Regions from separate parts of the Homo sapiens genome. Here regions 2, 3, 4 and 5 are each linked to region 1. Evidence: chromatin contacts called from ENCODE Hi-C or POLR2A ChIA-PET data. All regions are on one chromosome and are shown on one strand. The core of a region is the stretch at or near the end of the contact, and the rest is flanking DNA. Distances in the headings are between cores, read along the strand shown.

What was found. A loop is a pair of places that touch in the nucleus more often than their neighbours do. ChIA-PET counts read pairs that join two places held with the same protein, here RNA polymerase II (POLR2A). Pooled maps may share reads with other maps.
Region 2: a loop to region 1 is called in a pooled map, with 12 times the contacts of the local background. The contact joins the promoter of NASP here to the promoter of IPO13 in region 1. A Hi-C loop is called at or near these places in 4 of 50 pooled maps.
Region 3: a loop to region 1 is called in a map of CD8-positive, alpha-beta T cell, with 22 times the contacts of the local background. The contact joins the promoter of YBX1 here to the promoter of IPO13 in region 1. A Hi-C loop is called at or near these places in 2 of 168 maps with a recorded cell type or tissue (CD8-positive, alpha-beta T cell and naive thymus-derived CD4-positive, alpha-beta T cell) and 9 of 50 pooled maps.
Region 4: a map of B cell shows a loop between it and region 1 (7-fold over the local background). The contact joins the promoter of C1orf50 here to the promoter of IPO13 in region 1. A Hi-C loop is called at or near these places in 1 of 168 maps with a recorded cell type or tissue (B cell) and 8 of 50 pooled maps. POLR2A ChIA-PET finds 5 or more read pairs at or near these places in 3 of 52 experiments (A673, CD8-positive, alpha-beta memory T cell and activated T-cell).
Region 5: a pooled map shows a loop between it and region 1 (14-fold over the local background). The contact joins the promoter of ZNF691-DT here to the promoter of IPO13 in region 1. A Hi-C loop is called at or near these places in 1 of 168 maps with a recorded cell type or tissue (breast epithelium), 1 of 37 single-sample maps with no recorded cell type and 9 of 50 pooled maps.

Annotation. Positions count from the first base shown.
Region 1 is chr1:43,945,525-43,948,454 of GRCh38, forward strand. IPO13 (importin 13) reads left to right here and starts at 1,426. Exons shown (of 20, transcript NM_014652.4): 1 at 1,426-2,160. The coding sequence starts at 2,077. LOC101929609 (a long non-coding RNA gene) reads right to left here and starts at 1,075. Exons shown (of 2, transcript NR_188535.1): 1 at 957-1,075. RefSeq lists a silencer at 1,222-1,471.
Region 2 is chr1:45,582,643-45,585,572 of GRCh38, forward strand. NASP (nuclear autoantigenic sperm protein) reads left to right here and starts at 1,399. Exons shown (of 15, transcript NM_002482.4): 1 at 1,399-1,563. The coding sequence starts at 1,505. RefSeq lists enhancers at 15-64, 475-534, 985-1,294 and silencers at 825-884, 1,795-2,094.
Region 3 is chr1:42,680,999-42,683,928 of GRCh38, forward strand. It overlaps YBX1 (Y-box binding protein 1), which reads left to right and starts at 1,420. Exons shown (of 8, transcript NM_004559.5): 1 at 1,420-1,733; 2 at 2,405-2,468. The coding sequence starts at 1,568. It also overlaps a transcript of PPIH not described here. RefSeq lists an enhancer at 1,076-1,125 and silencers at 1,566-1,765, 1,956-2,065, 2,176-2,325.
Region 4 is chr1:42,765,733-42,768,662 of GRCh38, forward strand. C1orf50 (chromosome 1 open reading frame 50) reads left to right here and starts at 1,517. Exons shown (of 5, transcript NM_024097.4): 1 at 1,517-1,658; 2 at 1,777-1,892. The coding sequence starts at 1,580. P3H1 (prolyl 3-hydroxylase 1) reads right to left here and starts at 1,296. Exons shown (of 15, transcript NM_022356.4): 1 at 775-1,296. The coding sequence starts at 1,239. RefSeq lists an enhancer at 555-674 and silencers at 935-1,044, 1,665-1,804.
Region 5 is chr1:42,844,934-42,847,863 of GRCh38, forward strand. ZNF691-DT (ZNF691 divergent transcript) reads right to left here and starts at 1,481. Exons shown (of 5, transcript NR_186083.1): 1 at 1,324-1,481. It overlaps ZNF691 (zinc finger protein 691), which reads left to right and starts at 1,680. Exons shown (of 4, transcript NM_001242739.2): 1 at 1,680-1,724. ERMAP (erythroblast membrane associated protein (Scianna blood group)) reads left to right here. Exons shown (of 12, transcript NM_001017922.2): 12 at 1-58. RefSeq lists enhancers at 1,217-1,486, 1,647-1,716.

The DNA of each region.
Region 1 (2,930 bases), core at 176-2,675:
CTGCCACCATGCCCGGCTAATTTTTTGTATTTTTAGTAGAGACGGGGTTTCACCGTGTTAGCCAGGATGGTCTCGATCTCCTGACCTCGTGATCCGCCCGCCTCAGCCTCCCATAGTGCTGGGATTACAGGCGTGAGCCACCGCGCCCGGCCTACTTGCTATTCTTTATTGATGAAGACTTGCTGAATGACTTAGAGTCCTACTGGATTTTGCTTACCAGCTAAATGGGCCCCTCTCCTTCCCAGGCTCTCTATTCTTCAAGCTCAGATCAAGTTTCTCTTCTCAGGGAAGCCTTCATGGACCTTCTCAGGCCTCAGCAGCTGCTGCCAATGCCAGCTTCCAATGCCAGCTTCCTCCATTTGAACAAAACTACGGAGCTCTTTGCACTTTTAATTTTTTCCTCTTCCCTGCTAGGGTAGCTGGCAGGAGTTAATAAACAATAAAATACAACTGGAGGGGTGACAGGCAGGAACTACCGGGGCCTGTGGCAGACCAGATCTATGGCATGGTCTGCCACCCTGTCTGTGTGCCAGGGGCAAGATAAGCCTAACTTTCCCCAAGCTCGATTTCCTCATCTCATCTGAAAATGATGAATAAAAATATCCACCTCAGAGCTATTAAGAAAACTGAACCTAAGGTAAGCAAAGTCCTGCTCCTAGCACTTAAATGTAAGCTACTCTTACTCTAGTTACACATAAAGTTACTTCCAAAAACCTTACGAAATTCCCCGAGCACTGTCCATGGTATGTGGTTTCCCGGTTGCTTATTGGGTGGTCCCGAGAGCCTTCCTTTTTTCCTTCCTGAGGCGTGCCAAGTCCCCTCTCCTCTTCTCTGGGTGGTGCTGACGCCTTCTTCCCAGGCTGCACCTTTGCTGGGCCGGAGGATGCCCCCGGCAGCGGAGCGCCAGAGTGACCAGGCAACCTCCCCAGCCTCCACCCTCTAGCCCGGGCTCCCACCTCCGTCCTCCGGCCCCTCGAGTCACGTCGTCCTACTAAGGAGTTGGGCCGCAGCGCCCCGCGCCGGTCTGACCCGGAATGCCTGCTCGCCGCGGTAGGCCGAGGACAGGCGGGGCTCTGCAGGTCCCCAACCCACGTGCTCCCGGCCTCCTCCGCAGGGCGCCGCCTTCCGGCTAGGCGCAACACGGACTACATTTCCCAGGGTGAACAGCGGCGGGGCCTAGACTCGGCCGCGGCCTGGGGCGGCGAGCCGCTCCACCGCCTGCTCAGGGGAGTGCGAGCTGGCGCGAGGACAGGGCTAAGGACCCGGAATGAGTTTCCGCGCAGTTCCGCTGGGCCGTGCCGGCCTGTACCGGGCCGTGCCGAGCCAGAACTGGCAGGAGTGGGGGCCTGAGTTGGAGGTGCCGGGGACAGGCGCTCGGGGCAGCCCGCGCCTTGCCGAGGTCCCTGCCCCGTCCCGGCCGGCCTGGCTTGTCTTGTCAGTCACTGGGGCGGAGGCAGCGGCTGTAGCGGGGCTGTAGCCGGGCGTTGAGCACAGCGCGGGCCAGGCCGAACGGAAGGGACCTGCCACAGCCCCTCAACTCCACGGACTCTTCGCCCTAGACTAGCGGAGCTGCATCTCCGCGCTTCGTTGGACGCCTCCGTAACCACGAAGGGCTCTCTCTCTCCCGTGACCCTCCAGCCCCATGACCTGTTCATAGCAGCCGAGAGCTCACCCAGGCGGGGGTGTTGTGGGTACAGGCCATCGACCCTGTGACCCCTCAAGAGCCAGGGACTCGGTTTCCCCCGCAGGCCTCCCTCCCCTGTGACTCCCTCCACACAGATTCTGGGGACAGAGCTGTTACCTGCCACTAGGATCCCCGCCTGAGAGCTCCTCACTGACGGCTCCCTCCTCGGAGTCCCCTTCATTGGGTCTCCTAAGAGCACCAATTTTGGTCTCTGGCAAGCCTCCCACCCCCAAACGAGGTGGGGAGGCCTCGGCAGCCATGCCCGCCCTGGGCCCCCCCTCACCCCACCACTCCCTGGGCACCCAAGCCGGGGTCTAGCAGGGGGCCAGCAGCCAAGGGGCTGGGGCAGGAGACAGATCAGGGCCCACCTCCCTGCCAGGGAGGGAGCAAAGATGGAGCGGCGGGAGGAGCAGCCGGGGGCTGCAGGGGCTGGAGCAGCACCAGCCTTGGACTTCACTGTGGAGAACGTGGAGAAGGTATGAGGGCTCTGGGGTGGGCACTCCAGTGACAGAGCAGAAGTTCTGGGGACTGTCACTGATGGCAGAGCTCAGGCCTGGGCTGGGTGCCCGCTGGTATGGTGCCCCCAGAGCACCTGGCATTTGCTCTCTTTCTGGGCAGGCAGTATTGCAGTGCCCTAATGGGCTATTTTTGTCTTTCCTTACAGGCAGGTCCCCTGTGGATAGATACTCTAGGGTCTTGGGATGGTCCCTTCAGGGTGCTGTGACTTAGCCTTCCGTCCAGACTGGCTATGTTCCAGCTCCATGGGAACTGCATGAGCAGTGCAGTAGGAAACTGGGAACCCAGGAGACCTGCAGCTCAGTCTCCTGGAATTATACTGATGCCAAACCATCCTGGACCTGGTTTTGTTGAGCCAAGGGCTCAGAAAATAATCTGGAACTAAAACAATCTGGGTTGTTTTGACTCTTTGGAGAAGGGTCCTTCCTTTATTGGATGGAAGCCAGACCAGTCCTGAGCAGGCAGGCCTGGGGCTGTCTCCCTTTGTTTTGTGCTGAGTCCAAGGGTCCTGGCCCTGCTGGGAGCCTTACAGGGCTCCTCCCTACTCGCCTGCCCACATAGCTCCCTGCCATGGCCCTCCCAGGCTCCCCGACTGCCCAGCCCATCTTTCTGAACTGCCTCTTTGGTTCTTTTCTGTATCTGCTCCCTACAACTTGAAATGCAGGAATGCATGCACCCTGGGATGAATGGGGAGATGGGGCTCCCTTACTTGAAAGCAGGGAATGATGTT
Region 2 (2,930 bases), core at 149-2,648, 1.6 Mb after region 1:
TTGCAACTTTCTGAACAAGTCACAGCTTCCCCTTTTTTTTTTTTTTGAGACGGAGTCTCGCTCTGTTGCCCAGGCTGCAGTGCAGTGGCGAGATCTCGGCTCACTGCAACCTTTGCCTCCCGGGTTCAAGTGATTCTCCTGCCTTAGCCTCCCGAGTAGCTGGGATTACAGGAGCCTGCCACCACACCTGGCTAATTTTCGTATTTTTAGTAGAGACGGGGTTTCACCATGTTGGCCAGGTTGGAACCTTGGCCTATTTATTTATTTATTTTTGAGACGGAGTTTCGCTCTGTTGCCCAGGCTGGAGTGCAGTGGCGAGCTCTCGGCTCACTGCAACCTCTGCCTTCCGGGTTCTAGTATTCTCCTACCTCAGCCTCCCGAGTAGCTGGGATTACAGGCGCCCGCCACCACGCCCGGCTAATTTTTGTATTTTTTAGTAGAGACGGGGGGGTCTCACCATCTTGGCCAGGCTGGTCTTGAACTCCTGACCTCGTGATCCACCAGCCTAGGCCTCCCAAAGTGCTGGGATTACAGGCGTGAGCCACCGCGTCCGGCCCCTTGGTTTATTTTTCTAAGAAACAGACTAACACTGATCTCACTAGTAGCATTGTTAATATTAAACAAGATAGCTAATAGCTTTAAAGCGTCTAATCACGGTACCCCCACGAGTAGTAGTCACACAGCAAATCATAGGCAGGAGTGGACAAACAGCGCTGGGAGCATTAATTCTGGTAGATTTGGAGTCTGGGCAGGGCCTAAGAGGATGGGATCAGCGGATTGGGCCAGCCAAAGGGGGCGGGTTCAGAGGGAGGAGCCAGCTGCCTCCCGCTGCAAGCCCCGAGCTTTGAATCAAGCGCGGTAGTTTCAGCTGTAGCCAATCCTAGAACAAAATCTTTTTGCGTCAGTTGTTGCTGAGGCCTAGATCTCACCCAGATCAGTTCTAGTCGCTGCTGCTTGTACCCGTCCTCGGCCCTTGCGTGTCCGTCCGTTACGACTCAGAGGACGGAGAGAAAGTCTAAGTCACCTTCCTCAGTATCCAGGCCGGAAGGAGACTCTCAGCTACTCGCCCTGAACATGCAGAGCAGCACTGGCTTCCCTGTCTCTGGATGCCGCAGGGGCGTCCTGTCAGGAGTTGTAGTGTCAAGATTCCAGTTCTTCTTATGCGACTTGCTGGAGAAGCAGGAAGTTGCTGTTTATTGGAGAAGTCGGGCTAGGGAGGGAAACAATCCCGCGGAGCCATATGGAGAGGGCAGGAGGTGTCTAGATAGTGGTAGGCCGGCGGGGGACGGAGGGTATGGGTGGTGAGTCCTGGCCCTTTAAACCCGAGGGGGAGGATCCGGAAGTGGATGGGCGGGGCGAAGGGTCCTCGTATATAAAAGGGCCCCGGCCGCGCGGGGTCTCTAATCTGCCATTTTCTGTCCCTGAGTGAGTCTCTGGCGTCCCAAATTGCCTGTTTTTCTCGCAGGCTCTATTCCGTTCGCTGGTTCGCCACCTCAGGGGAACGATGGCCATGGAGTCCACAGCCACTGCCGCCGTCGCCGCGGAGCTGGTTTCTGCCGACAAGTAAGCGGGACTGTGGAAAGCTTAAGGCACTGGCCAGTCCGCGGGGAGGGCTAATGGACGGGGGCTCCGGAGAAGGGGCAGACCGGTGGGCGGGAGTACTTGCCTTCCCAAGAGCAGCTGTCGCTGTTCGGGAAGGCCTGGTCACTGGAGCAGTCCTTCTTTTGCTGAGAGCCTCGCGCAGCAGCGGTAACGGCGGTCGGCTGGCGCCCCCTGCCCCGCTTTTCGCGGCCGCCATCTTGCCGGGGGCAGCGGCGGCTGTATCCTTCGCCTGCCCCTCTCCTTCCTCCCCCAGCCCGGGGCGGTTGGCCGGGAGGCGGGGCCCTGGCGCGCGGGTTGGCCTTCACGCCCCTTCTGTCCCCAGCGTGTGCCTCTGGTAGAACCCCTGGATAACCCGGGAATATAACCAACGAAGATTTGGCGCCAAAAGGGAAAAAAAACCTTGCACGAGGAAGGAGGCTGGACCTGAGGGGTCGGGGTGGGCGGGGCCTTGCTGAGGGCGGGGTTTTGCGCGCGTGCGTTCGCTTCCCTCGCCGGCCCTGGGGCAGGGGGCGGGGCCTTGAGGAGGCGGGAAAACTCCATTGTTTGGGGCCGCTGCGGCTCCAGCAGGAGCTTTGGACTATCTCCGTGGGGCCGGCGAGGCTAGTTCCCCCCGACACCTCGCTCACGTCTTGTGCTGGGAGATAGTTATCGCTCCCCGCGACTCCGTGAGCCCCTGCCTGTGGTGGGGAGGATTGTCGTTCTTTAGACTTTGGAGGTGGTGTCTGTTTGGGGGGAACATTACCGGACGTAAAGCGTCTTCAGGAAGCGCTGTCTGGAGCTCTCACCAGCACTGTTTGGTTGCTAGGTGAATCGGCAGTAGTATGCACGAAGTGGAGAAGGACTGGAGGGAAACAAGATAGGATTGTTTTGAAAGCGGCACAGTGCCACTCAGGCGTAATCTGTTTTTTGAACAGTGGAGGGAAACACTACACGAGTTCAAGGAAACAAGTGCTGTTTCCCATACAGTAGGTCTGATTTCCCAATCTTGCCATATTTTTTTAGGCATCTGGTTCTATTTTTTTTTCTAATCTTGTGCGCTTTAGAGGTTAGTTGCCTTCCCTGTAAAAGGAATGGTTGCTGTGAAGTTTTTTAAATTGATATTCTATAGGCTTACACTCTGTCATGATTATGTCTTTGTTTGTTTATAGTTAGAGATTTACGTATATCTCTGCTTACCACCTTTTCTCTCTGCGTTCTTGTAGAGCAGTGGTTCTCAAGTCACCCTGAGAATCATTTGGGAACTCATGGGAAATACAATTTTAATTTCAAACTCCCATTACCTGCCTCTTTCCCCATTGATTCGATATAAGCAGTATAGATTGGGCTTG
Region 3 (2,930 bases), core at 170-2,669, 1.3 Mb before region 1:
CGCCTTTAGGAGGTGGAACTCACAGGCCTAGACGGCATTGGTAGGGGTAAGGAATACTGCATTAGCCTCCTAACTGCTTTCTCTACTTCCATTCCTTGCCCCTCTGCAACCCATTCTCCACTCCGCAGCCATTTTTAAAAAGATGCCCCTCCCTACTTATGACTCTAAAATTGCTCTTCTCACTCTTCCCCTCAGGATATATTTCCAATTAAATATACCTAAGTGACTGCCCACCTCTGCAACCCAATGTCACATTCGAGTCTTACTGAACTACTTGACTGCATTTCCCGAGATCTCACCTCTTCTCGCCTGTACCCTGTGCGCGGAAAGTCAGCCCTCCACCTTCTCCCTGCTTCCACTCCCAAAATACTTCGTGGTTTTGCAGCTCTGGAGTATTTACCGTGTTGGCTGTTTAAATTTCTGCCTCCATCAGAAGGCAGAAACTGACTCGCGAACTATTCCATCCCCAGCCGATAGTAGACGCTTAAAAAAGAACGAAAGAAGGTGGGTGGAGGACTTCAGTAACATCAGGTGGCAGCCTCAATTTTATCGTTTGTGAAACGTGGATAGTAATCCCTCTATCACGTGGCTGTTGCAGGAATAAAGTGAAAAAACAAAACAGGCTAGCTTGTTCAATAAATGTGAGTTGAATTAAATCTGATTTGTGGTCAGTAGAAAAAGATGTGAATACTTGGAAAGGAAGACACATTTTTTTAAATATATGCCTGGTAAAACGGATCAGAAGGCAGGTCCCCATGGAGCACACCCTCGCCCTAAACATGCTGAACCCGGGCTGCCATAGCCTGCGTGGTCCCTCCAAGGTGACTGCTCCGACAAAAGGGTACGCTCTTCAAACGCATACGTTTAAGGCAATTCCAGAAACCCTCGGCTGTGCCGCGACTACACGGCCATTAAAGAAAAGACGACTCTATGCCCGCCGTAATGTTCTCAGATCACAGGGACCGTATTTGGAGCTGGGAGGGAGGGAAGCCTTTTCTTCACGGGGGGCTAAGGCGTCTTCGAGCCCCCTTCCAATCCCGGGTCCGGCCGGGTAATCCCTGCCCAGCGTTCGGGCGTGCCTTTTTTTCAGCCGAGACACAACCCTGAACGTGGGGCCCGCCAGCCCGGCGGCTGCCTCGTGGAAGTCACGTTCCTTCTGCCCGTCCTCTCGGGTACTCTATGGTTTTCGTGGCCGACTACTCTAATTCTAGTTCCGGTCTCTATGGCGGCCGGCGGAGGCAGGAACGGTTGTAGGTCGACTGAATTAGCCGCCAAAGGTCCAATGAGAATGGAGGACTGATAAAATATTAGCCAATAGAAGCTAGGGATTGGGGTCAGGTGGGCAGATTGACAGTACCACTGGCCAGTGAACAACGCCTAGGGCGGGTCGCTCGTAGGGCTTATCCCGCCTGTCCCGCCATTCTCGCTAGTTCGATCGGTAGCGGGAGCGGAGAGCGGACCCCAGAGAGCCCTGAGCAGCCCCACCGCCGCCGCCGGCCTAGTTACCATCACACCCCGGGAGGAGCCGCAGCTGCCGCAGCCGGCCCCAGTCACCATCACCGCAACCATGAGCAGCGAGGCCGAGACCCAGCAGCCGCCCGCCGCCCCCCCCGCCGCCCCCGCCCTCAGCGCCGCCGACACCAAGCCCGGCACTACGGGCAGCGGCGCAGGGAGCGGTGGCCCGGGCGGCCTCACATCGGCGGCGCCTGCCGGCGGGGACAAGAAGGTCATCGGTGAGGACCGGACAGGGACGGGGGTGGGGCCCTCGGGCAGCCCAGCAGCGGAACCGTTAGCCGGAGCTGGGCGAGCCGGCGGGCGCGCGGCCGGTGGGCACCGACTCCGCGGCGCGCGGCCGCCCATCCCCCCCGTCCCCCCCTCACTCCCTCTCGCGGGGACCCGCCCGGCAGGCGCGCGCGCACTGCCTCCCGCGCCCCCTGTGGACCCCGCGCGGCCGCGCGCCCCTCCCCCTGCGGCCGCGCGCCGCCGACCGCGTGTGCGACGGGGTCCCCTCCCCGCCGACCGGCCTCGTGCGCTCGGGCCCGCACGCCGTTGTTCGCGTCACCCCCACCCAGCTCCCTTCCGCGTGTGCTCGGAGGGCGCGGCGCACCGCCTACGCAGGCCGGAGCGGCTTCCCCTTCCCTCACGTGCTCTCCGTCCGCGGCCTGCGCACACACCCATCCTGGGGCCCGCGCCCCGGGCCTGCCCTGGAGCGCCCCGCGCTTCAGACTCACCCACGTGTGCGGCGGCGGCGGCGACTGCGTGGCCCCGCACCCGGGCGGTGGAGAGAAAGGGCTGTCAGGTGGCCGCGGCGGCCGGCGTGCGAGGGACCGGATGCCCAAGCCGGGCGGATTTGGAAAAGGATAGCTGGTAATCGTGGCTTGTTTTGCTTTGTTTTCTTTTCCAGCAACGAAGGTTTTGGGAACAGTAAAATGGTTCAATGTAAGGAACGGATATGGTTTCATCAACAGGTGAGCTGCCGGGCTCTGAAGCCTCCATCCCACCTTCTTGCTTGCTTCCTGCTCTGTCGGCTTCTCGGGGCTTGGGAAGCCCCAATCCACAGCTCTGTTCTGAAAGGCGTTTACTACCTCTGGTGTATTAGTATGATTTTTTGTTGTTGTTGTTTTCCTTGATTAGGGATTAGTGGATCTAGAGAATGCCTTTGTTTTGCAGCTAAATATTAATTTGAAGCTAACTTAAAAGGCTTCGTCACAGTACAAAGCAATTCAAAAGGCAAGCGGAGTGAATGAGCCATTCCTTAACAGGGTAAACGGGAAACTACGGTCCAGTACATTTTTATCCTTGTCATCTTTTTCTACTTTATTGAACTCGGTATTTGAGAATGTGATCCACTGACATCGGATATTTATACATTGTTAACGTTTTAGGGTAAGAGGATTTGACTATATGAGGTTTTGTCATCTTTACCGAGA
Region 4 (2,930 bases), core at 267-2,766, 1.2 Mb before region 1:
CTTTCTCCCCCCACCCCCAATACAGTGGGACTAATAACAGCATCTACCTGACAAGATATTATGAAGATTAGGGCAAATGCGTTAATAAATGCAAACTGCTTAAAATAGTGCCTGGAAGTATGTGCTGGCTATCATCATCATCATCATCGTCACCATCACCACCACCAAACAAGCCTGGAACGCTCCAAGCCCAAGTGTACACTTGGACACATGGCACTCTGGCATTCCGAAAAATACTCATTTTCTTTGTAAACCTGGCAGACTAGCCAGAGGGTCCCCCCCCCGCCCCCACACACACACAGAAAGGGCCAGGCAGCCCCTGCTGGCGACGTGGCAACCTCACATCCTGAAAGAGAGCTGCTGAATCAAACAGCAGGAAAAGCACCACTGGAAAACCAACCGGAAGGGAGATATTGTAGACCGCTACTAGCTTCTCACTCGGACACTTACAATGACATCAGAATGGGAGACCCAAACTGCCGCTTTAATTCCTTCCAGGAGATTTCCCAGGGAACAAAATGGCCATGAGTTTTGCTTGGCCTGTGCCCTAACCCCAGGCTGGACCTTTGGGGTTAGCATCTGCCCATGCGAACTGGGCGAGGAAGGTCTCCTGCCAGGGAGCAGCTCTCCCCGGCTCCGAGGAGAGCTCCCCAGCCAGGAGGCCACTTTCCCCTCCCTGCGGACACTTCCCCGATCCCCCAAGCTCCTCAGGTCCCCTGCAACACTCCTCTCCCCAGAAGGACCCCGGCCGCCTGGTTCCAGGCAGGTCTGCACCTTGAAGTAGGCGACCTGCAGGTAGTTGTAGGGGCTCCGCTTGCGGAACTCCAGCTCCATCTCTTCGCTGAGCGAGTGGGCGGCCGGCGGCCCGAGGCAGCGGCGCAGGCAGGCAGCGCGACGCAGAAGGCCCCCGAAGAAGCTCAGGTCGCGCAGGGCGGCGGCGCCCGAGGCCTGGGCCGGGCTGGGGGACCAGTCGGGGTCCAGCTCCCACGGGAAGTCGGCGGCACACTGGGTGCGGCAGCGCAGGCGAAGGGCGCGGAGGGCTGCCCGGGAGCGCAGCGCCCGTTCCATGCTCAGGACCACCCCGGGCCAGTCCCCGCGCGCGTAGGCTGCGGTCCCCTCGGCGAAGAGCAGATCAGGCGTCACCATGCCCCATCCTGCCTCGGACTCGACCTCGGCTTGGGAGGCAGCGGCCACGACAGCCAGCAGTGTGGTCAGCAGCTTCAACGCGCGTACCGCCATCGCTCCCTCAGACCTAACGGAACCGCCAGCCACCCGCCACCAAGGCCGGAGTCCTACCCCCGGCGAAGGCCCGCCCCCGGGCGAAGCCCCACCTTCCAAGCCGGGCGGCGCATGCCCACGAGGCTTGCACCGCCTCTTTTCCTTTCAGTCAGCCCGGATCCCCCCACCGGCCCTCAGCGAATCCCGGCGCGTCAGCCGGAGCCCCGCCTCCGAGCTCAGGCCTTGCTCAGTCGAACTGACGCCCAGTAGACAAGAAAGACGGAAGCTCCGCCCACGCGCCTTTATGCGCAGGCTCTTCCTACTCGCACAGCCCAGGGAGTGGGGAGGATAAGGCGCTGTCATGGAGGACGCCGCCGCGCCGGGGCGGACCGAGGGGGTCCTTGAAAGGCAAGGAGCGCCGCCAGCTGCAGGCCAGGGAGGTATGCGGGGCGGGAGTCAGCAGGGGGAAGTCAGCTCCCGCGAGGCAGCCGGTCTCGGGGCTCCGCGGGAGGCCGACGGCGGGAGCTCACGGCTTGTGTTCCTGGGTGTGTGTCGCAGGAGCCCTGGTGGAGCTCACCCCGACCCCCGGCGGCCTGGCCCTGGTGAGCCCCTACCACACCCACCGGGCCGGGGACCCCTTAGACCTCGTGGCGCTCGCAGAGCAGGTGCAGAAGGTGAGGAGGCGCGGCCGGGGCAGCGAATAACCATCTTCGTTCACGTTGTACTCTGCGTCTTTCGGCTCAGACCTCACTACCACCTATGGTGGGGGTGGCATTTGCTCTTGTCTCCATTTTACAGACGAGTAAAGCCGACTGTCATTGTGAGTCGGTGGCCTGATTCGAATGACCTTCTGGGACCAAAGGTTCCTCTAACTGCAACTTGAGTGCCCATAATCTTCCTTCGTGGGAAGGTTTACACAACACTTTAGTGTTCATTATTTCATTTGCACCTTAGGACAGCCTTGTGAGGTAGGCAGTACAGAGTTATTCTTCCCATTTGACACAAAGAAAAGTTCTTCGGGAAGTTTCAAGGTCCGCTTATTTTAAGCTGCTTCCCATAAGATCTTTGTTACCTGAGAGTTTAAACATCTTCTAGCAGGGCAAGGACTCCAAGTTTAGTCCTCATTAAACACAGTATTCCCAAGCCCAGTGTTTATATATGGATGGCCAAAATAAGTCAAATAAGGAGGAAATGTGAAATAATGGAAAAAACACTGGAAGTTTGGACACATGAGTATTAATCCCACTTTTGATACTAACTTGCAGTGCGACTTAAGGCAGATTACTTCTCTCTGGACCTCAACTATTTTATCTGTGAAGTGAAAGGTTTGAAGTAGTAGAGCTCCAAGATCTAAAGTTTTGTCATTATTCAATGAAAAACCAGATTCCTTCTTATCTCTTATCAAGACTTCCAGTTGTACACCCTCTTCAGTGTCCACAGATGGAGGGTCCTGCTGTTTTAAAGATTATCATGGCCCCTTATCCCTGTATACACTATCAGATTTGGCCTTGATTATGTTCCAGGGTCTTTGCTTTGCCCAAAATTATTTAATGTGCTCAAATTCCCTCACATCTCTTTTTTTTTCAATGATCCTAGAAATCCTTCGAATCCTTTTTTTTTTAAAATTAAGAAAAATTCAGATACGCAGAAAGCTCCTTTAATTCAAAACTTGGCTTTCTTCTTTTTGAAGAGCTGGGGAGCAAAGTGCAACT
Region 5 (2,930 bases), core at 231-2,730, 1.1 Mb before region 1:
GAATTTTTTGTTTGCTTTTGTACAGTTTTAAAATAAAAGTTTGGTATTTGTGTTTTGGTATGCTGTTATTTTCATTGTGAATGAGGAGTTGTGGGGAAGGTAAGAGATTGGTTTCCAAAGAGCTTTGAGTCCCCCAAGGCAAGGTTTAGCCACCGTTCATACTAAAGCCATAGTTTTATTCCTGAGTCTGCTCTCTAGTATTTTATTTTATCAATTTATAAACAAATAGTGTTCATAAGGCACACATATTTCACTCAACCATATTCAGTTCCAAACATGCATTCCTGAATATCCCAATCTTAAAACTAACTCACATTGTCAGCTTGTGGAGGCAGAATACATGCATACATATACACATACATACATGAATATACATATAATATACACACACATATGCATACATACACATATACACATGTATACATGTATGTGTATATACATATCTGTACTACATAGGTGTATATATATGTATATGTATTTAGCATGTATGCACGTGTATATGTATACACATATATACATATGTATGTATAATACATATTCACACATGTATGCATGTATATACACATGTATACATTAGTATATGTATATACACATGTATGTGTATTATACATGTATATATGTACATACATATCAGTCTACTGATTTGAATATTAATGTCATCAAGAAATAACCTCAATATATGTATGTATTATAACCTTACAACTATATAAAACATACATACATATATATGTATATATGTATACACATACACATGCATGAGAATATATGTATGTATATATAATATCCTCACAGTAATTCTGCCAGGGATTTTATGGGGGAGGGAGTTGGTACTCCAAATGGCTAGGTGGTAGAGCCAGAGTTTTATACTTGGTTTATCTAGCTCTGAAGGCAATGCTCCTTGTTCTTTGCACTGAAACATTGTGCAGATACGAGAAGCCTGTAGTTTACGTATTTCATTAGCCTTTTATTATTTTAAAAAATAAAACCTGAAAAAAAAGACCTAGTCCTGGATACTTTGGTGATCTTGTTGTGTCTGGATTGACGAACACGTGTCAGGCTTAATTAGGGATGCACGCGGAACCCGGGAAAATCCCTGCTCAGGGGGGCTGGAAGACCTGGAGGTTGATCCTTGAACAGGGTACTTTTAGCTTCTCCGATAAGGAGATTGGGTTATTTTATCTTTAAACTCCCTTCCAGCTCTACCCTCCTTTGATTTTAAGTTATAAACCTTGAGTGAGGTGCCAGACTCTAGGCTTCGTTGGACGTCTACAGGACGGTCAAGGATTACCAACTCAAAGTAAAGAAGGAAATTTGAGTACTTGCCCCCTTGGAGGTTGTGTAGGTTGGCTATACAGATTCTACAACTTCCCAGACGAGTGGCCCTGAGACTTGGGGCTGAACGCGCGAGCACGGAAAGAAATCCCACCGTAGGACGGAACCCAGTCTCTTCAGCTCCATCCTAAACTTCGCAAGTTTTCTCTGAGTCTACGCGCTTCCTTAGGACTACAACTCCCAGCATGCCACGCCAGCGGTCAAAGCTTATTGGTGGTCCTGCCAGGTCGCTTGCGTTGTGGCAGTCATGGTAGCCAATGGAAATAAAGAATTATCCCAAGAAACCAATCCTGGAGTAGTAGGGCGGATCCTTCCTGGGTTCCGGCTCCGGCTCCAGCTCCTTCCCTCGCCTACAGAGGCGGCGCTGTCCCTGATCGAGCGGCGGGAGCGAGGTGGGTCCGGGTTGGGCCCGAGGTCGCGGGGGGAGGCGGACACGACTTCGCGGGAAACTCTGTACACGGCCACTTCCCTCTCACCGAGGATCTGGATGCTGCTGCTTTGCTCCCTGGACCGAGTGGGAAGCCAAGGGGCCTTGTGGTCCCTCCGCCGCGACCCTCGCCCTGGCCCCCGGCCCACGCAGCCAGGTGGCTGTCCCCAACCCATTCCCCGGCCCTTCTGTTGGGTTTGAGTATACAGCCTTCCTGCCGCTGACCATACGTTTAGGATCAGCCCCTCCTCCTCTCCCACCTCTCTGGCCCCAAGCCCGCCGGCAATCTCTGAAACCAGCTCTTGTACCCTTGGACCTCCGCCATTGGCTTCTCCCCGCCCCGCAACACACAACTCAGCTCTTGGGCCCTGGCCTGTGACACTTCTGGCAGCCTTTGCTTCCTCTTCCCTGACCGTCTCCTGCGACCCTCTGACTTCCTTGGTCCTCCTGTATCTCTGACCCGTTATCTAGCTTCCCTGTACAATTACCCTGTTAGCACCTTGCTCTTGGTCTTTCATAGCTCCTCTCTCCTCTTCCTCCCTGCAGCCCTTGACTTGGCCCCAAAGACCTGTAACTTCGGACCTCCATACCGCACTATGGCTTGGCCCCTTGCCTTTAACCTAGGCGCTTCACCTTCATCATCTGTGATCACTAGCCCCATCTTCTTGGCTCTTAACTTCTTAGACCTGGCCCCTCCTCCACTTCTCAGCCCCTTCCACCGTTGCTTCTCTCTGTGCAGCTGAGCCACCAGGAAGACAAAGCCCAATAGACCCCTTTTCCCCCCAGATCTCTGCAGTGTGATATGAAAGTGCCTCTGTACTTCAGCTGCACTGTCTTCTCAGTAGGTAGTTGCCTCTTTATCTCTGCAAGTCCCAGTCTTACCCATCCTGCAAACCTTAGGTCAAATACCTACTCCTCCTTGAAACTTCTCAGCCCTGATTTCATCAGGGAGATACATCTGTATCATGTGAACTTCAGTGGTACTGTTTTTATTTCCTTCCTTCCCGTCTTCTCTCCTTTTTTCCTTCAGTAATAGTATAATGGTTAAAAGCACTGACTTTGAAGTGATGGGCATAGGCCCCAGTTCTGCCACTTACTTGCTGTGTGCCCTTGGGCAAGATACTTAATTTCTCTGAGCCTCAGCTTTCTCATCTCTAAAATAAGGATGATG